2 separate regions of the Homo sapiens genome follow, and region 1 is linked to region 2. Evidence: chromatin loops called from intact Hi-C (ENCODE). Cell type or tissue: HCT116. All regions are shown on one strand. Region 1 overlaps DNAH9 (dynein axonemal heavy chain 9). Region 2 overlaps TMEM220-AS1 (TMEM220 antisense RNA 1).

Region 1 (2,500 bases), 910 kb before region 2:
GTGCCACTGCACTCCAATCTGGGCGACAGAGCAAGACTCCGTCTCAAAAAAAAAAAAAAAAAAGAAAAAGAAAAAGAGAAATGTACAGGACATCAGGCACCTAATAGCAGAGGTGGAAGGCTGGGGATGATAAGGAGAATGTCAGGGAAGGTTTCATAGGAGAGGTGATGAAGGGATGCTTGCTTGGGTCTCAGAGGATGGCCAGAGGTTGGGTGGCAAAGGGAGAGTGAGCATTCCTGGTGTAGCCAAAGGGTAGAGGTGAGAAACAGCATGCTTGAAACTGTGTGCTTGAAACAAGGACTACAGAGCATGGCAGAGGCTGGAGGTGGTGACGAGGAGGCAAAAACCACCTCAAGGAAGACTTTTCATGTCATGTTAAGGAGGCTGTGAGAACCACCGCAAGGCCTCCCAGCTGGTGGTGGCTATGGTGACATTATTGGATTTGGTAACAATGTGGGTACTGAGGGGAACAGATCTGGAGGCAGCAAGGACTGTTAGGAAGCCACTGCAGCAGTTCAGCCTGGAGAAGTTCCAGTCTCTTGTGAAGACACTGGTGGTGGAGACAAAGAGGAGTGGATGGACTTGAAGTTATTTTAGAGGTAAAAGGGGTGGAATGTGTGTTACTTGCCAGGTAGAGGTGCTGTTAATTAATCTGTCTGGAACAATGCTAAGCATAATCACAATTATAATCTCAACGGCCACCATTCTTCCCTCCTGAACCAGGAGAAAGAACAAATGGCAGAAGGAGAAATCAAGACAATGGCTGTTTCTAGACCCTAAGCCCTGGAAAGACTTATTCAGCTTTAAAGCAGTTACAACTTTGAAGTCATATAAAATTTTCACTCTTATGCTTTCTCAATAAAATGATGCAGGAAGTACTTTTTAAAACTTATTGCCTCTTTGTGCAGCATGCACTGTTGCTTTCTGCTGAGTAAGCAGCTGTTGCAATTTTCCGTGACATCCGTCTCGGAGTTCCATGAGTAGCACCCCACTCCTAGCTCTAGTTCACACTCCCAGCAAAACTACACTGGAAAAGTATTTATTTCCAGAATACAGCTGAATTCCCCAGATACCCTGTGTGTGTGCAACCCGGAAATACTGTACTCACAAATATCGTGGTTATAACATAAAACATAGAGTGATACTTCGGAGCCACTGAGGAATCTGCACAAACTCGGAGCTGCAAAAGGCAGCATGGAGGCTGTGCAATCTGCAGACCCACGCAATGCCAGAAGTTGCTTACTTTTCTAGCAATGACAGCATATCTTCATATTTTTGTTGCATTCGCTTTCCTTCTGCAGATTCCATGCAACTACTCGTACAAAAGAGAAAAAGTGACACAGAATTAGAAGAAGTTAAAGTAATAATCCGAGGAACAAACTGCAGTCTCCAAAGAAGAGCGTGAATAGCTCCTTGGCTCGTTTCCAAACAGCCCTGAAAGAGCCTTTCTTCTTCGCGAACATCTTACTCTGGCCACTAGAGGGCATCTGCACTTCCTGAAACGCAGGCAGCTCCGCAAGTGTCAGAGCTCTCATAACCTTTCCTGCCCGCAGCTCCACCAGCACCCTCACCTAGCTGAGCCAGTCACACACAAGGTATGTGAGGTCCTTCAAAAATCTGAATAAAAGGGAAATTGAGATATGAAAAAATTCTAGGTGCTGTAATTTTCTGTATTTAAGACCATCAATGTTATATACAGTCATGCACCACATAATGGCATTTTGGTCAACATATATACACGTATGTGACTGCGGTCCCATAAGATTTTAATGACGCTGAAAAATTCCTATTGCCTGTTGACATGGTGCAACGCATTACTCCCATGGCTGTGGTGATGCTGGTGTAAACAAACCTACTGTGCTGCCAATCGTATAAAAGTGTACAGTAATGTCCTAGGCCTTCGCATTCACTCACCACCCACTCACTGACTCACCTACAGCAACTTCCAGTCCTGTGAGCTCCATTCATGGTAAGTGTCCTACACAAGCGTACCATTTTTTAAATCTTTTATGCCTTATTTTTTGCTGTACTTTTTCTATGTTCAGATATGTTTAGATACACAAACACTTAGTATAGTGCTACAATTGCCTGCAATACTCAGGACAGTCACTCGCTGCACAGGTTTGTAGCCTGGGAGCAATACACTGGACCATAGAGTGTATTGATCATAGAGTGTATTGATCATAGGCTAAGCTAGACCATAAAGCGTATTGATCATAGAACGTATTGATCATAGAGCATATTGATCATAGAGCGTGTTGATCATAGAGCGTATTGCTCCTAGGCTAAGCTAGACCATAGGGCATTTGTAGCCTAGGAACAATACTCTAGACCACAGACATAGGTTTGTGTAAATACACTCTATGATGTTCACATAATGATGAAATTGCCTAAGGATATATTTCTCAGAACATAACCCCATTGTGAAGTAATACATGATTGTCTATAACACTATATGCCAGGTAAATATCTATATAGGTACAGATATATTAACATGTTT
Region 2 (2,500 bases):
GGGCCCGACCCTTACTCCCTCATTGGCCTTCATTATCTCCTTAAAGGCCCTATCTCCAAATACTCAACTTATGAACTAGGGAGTGCAGGGGGAGCACAAGTCAGTCCATAACAGGGTGGGAAGCCAGTTAGGAGGTTAATGTGTTCAAAGAGGGGAAATGCTGATCGCTGGGACCAGGTGTCAGCAATAAAAATGGGGGACTACTGAGCAGAAAAGTTCACCAGAATCAGTGGTGGACTGAGAGAGGAGGAAAGATGAGGTGTCAGGAATAACTTCCAGGTTTCTACAATGATCATGGTGGCTCCCATAAAGAGATGTCTACATCCTAACCCCTGGGACCTGTGAATGGGACCTTATTTGGCAAAAGGGTCTTTGCAAACATTACATTGAGGATCTCAAGATGAGACATCCTGCATTGTCCAAGTGGGTCCTGAATCTGATGATACATTGCCTTATAAAAGAAGAGCAGAAGGACAGACACAGAGAAGGTAACGTGAAGAGATTGGAGTCATGTGGCCACAAGGAGCCACTGGAAGCTGTCAAAGCAAGAAAGGACTTTACCCCAGAGCCCTCAGAGGGAGTGCAGTCCTGCTGACACTTTGACTTTGGGTACCTGGCCTACAGAACTGTGAAAGAATAAATTCCCCTACTTTTAAGGCAAGCTGGTGATAATTTGCTAAGGCAGCCCTAAGCAACTGATAACAAGGAGCACTTGAATGGGTGAGAGAGGGAAACCGGAGGGGCTCAGGTCTTGTGGGATAGGAGGGTGGGTATGAGTTTACACGTAAAAATTCAGAAATTGTGGTGGCTTTCAGATATCAGGAGGTGAAAGGGCCGTAGCTGGGCTTACAGTAAATACTCATCAATTCATAGTTGTTATCATCATTTACTTTTAGAGTACGCCTACATTAGAAGTGATTGCTCCTCTCAAGCATATCTGAATTTCCTGGAGTACTGGGGTGGCAGTTTCAAGCTCTGCCAGCACCACAGCAAAGCTTAGCTCTTTTCTTGCAACACCCTTGTTTGGGGATGAATATTTCCTGGTACAAAGTTCTATTTGAATCACTTCTCCGCCTATTGGTTAAGATCAAGTGTAAAGCTCTGTTTGCACTTCTTCACCTCCAGCTGATGCCAACCTCGTACCCACCCAGAAGTCTACATCACAGGCTTCCTGGGAGAGCCAAGGGGAGGCACAGCCCACTCTTCCCTCCTCCCCTCCTTCGTTCCATGCCCGCACGACTCCATTCCCAGCAGAAGTCCGCCATCTTGTGGACACATACAATTCCAACAGCCCAGGCCAAAATCAGAAAGTCAAGATCAGAGAGAAGATGGCTTCAAAGTCACTCAACTTCTCTTCCTACCTCCAAATACAGCTTCATCTAATTGGCTCTAAAAGTCAAGGGCATGAGTGGAGAATCTTCCTGGTCTTTAAAATAGCTAAGACATAAGAAGAATGGCATCAAAGGAGGACCTCAAACATCACCCCTTCAGCCTTTGGAGAATTGAGCCCCTGGTCTACAGATGACCCCTTCCACCCTCTCCAGTTCATGGAAACAGGGTAGCTGTTGAGTTAAATGCTCCACTCTCATGGGAGAGAGAGCCCACTTCACTCACTCCCTTCATAAACCTGCAGAAGGCCTCACCATGAGCTTGAAGAAGTCTAATTTCTGACTCACTTATTGCTTAACCAGGGTACTTAAAAGCTAGTGTATGCCTTTGTTTCTCTATCCATAAAATGGGGATGATAGTACTATCTACCTAATAGATCTGTTGTGGGCACAAGACGAGTTAATATATATGAAGTGATTAGAATACTGCCTAACTCAGTAAATTCAAGACGCTACCTATTACATCCCCCACCACCAAACCCAATATTCCTACAACATTTCATTGTATCCCCACTCACCTTGGATATTGTTTATATCCAGGTATGTCAGGTGCTACTGGAGAGAAGAAAAAATTAACAGGTTATAGTCCTTACCTTCTGAAATTTGTGGCATAGTCTAGGAGCATGAACAACACACATACACACAGAACAATTATTGCGAGATTAAAACTAAGAATTTCCAGCCAAGTGCGGTGGCTCACGCCTGTAATCCCAGCACTTTGGGAGGCCGAGGTGGGCGGATCACCTAAGGTTAGGAGTTCAAGACCAGCTTGACCAACATGGAGAAACCCCATCTCTATTAAAAATACAAAAAAATTAGCTGGGTGTGGTGGCGCATGCCTGTAATCCCAGCTTCTCGGGAGGCTGAGGCAGGAGAATCGCTTGAACCCAGGAGGTGGAGGTTGCAGTGAGCCAAGATCCTGCCATTGCATTCCAGGCTGGACAGCAAGAGCGAAACTCTGTCTCAAAAAAAAAAAAACAAAAAAACCCACACACCCAAAAAAAACTAAGAATTTCCATAAAGGGAAAAAAAAAGTGAAAGTATAAGGAGAAGAGCATCCACAGTCCCACCTAAGGAGATCAGGCGACTCTAATTGAGGCCAGGTAGGTGCT

The links. A loop is a pair of places that touch in the nucleus more often than their neighbours do. Peaks named below come from ENCODE experiments on the same cell type or tissue, not always from the same donor. Only the 100,000 strongest peaks of a DNase experiment are listed, where the experiment ranks them.
Region 1: a loop joins it to region 2, with 11 times the contacts of the local background. A loop is called at or near these places in 2 of 110 quality-filtered maps.

Annotation. Positions count from the first base shown.
Region 1 is chr17:11,643,443-11,645,942 of GRCh38, reverse strand. It overlaps DNAH9 (dynein axonemal heavy chain 9), which reads right to left. Exons shown (of 69, transcript NM_001372.4): 11 at 1,244-1,312. Among named protein-coding and RNA genes, the nearest start is that of DNAH9, 46 kb to the right of the region's middle. In HCT116, CTCF peaks have their summits at 1,271 and 1,477 (motif pointing right); a DNase peak (open chromatin) is centred at 1,472.
Region 2 is chr17:10,736,045-10,738,544 of GRCh38, reverse strand. The region is part of intron 1 of TMEM220-AS1 (TMEM220 antisense RNA 1); the gene reads right to left. Among named protein-coding and RNA genes, the nearest start is that of TMEM220, 7.3 kb to the right of the region's middle. In HCT116, a CTCF peak has its summit at 1,273 (motif pointing left); a DNase peak (open chromatin) is centred at 1,254.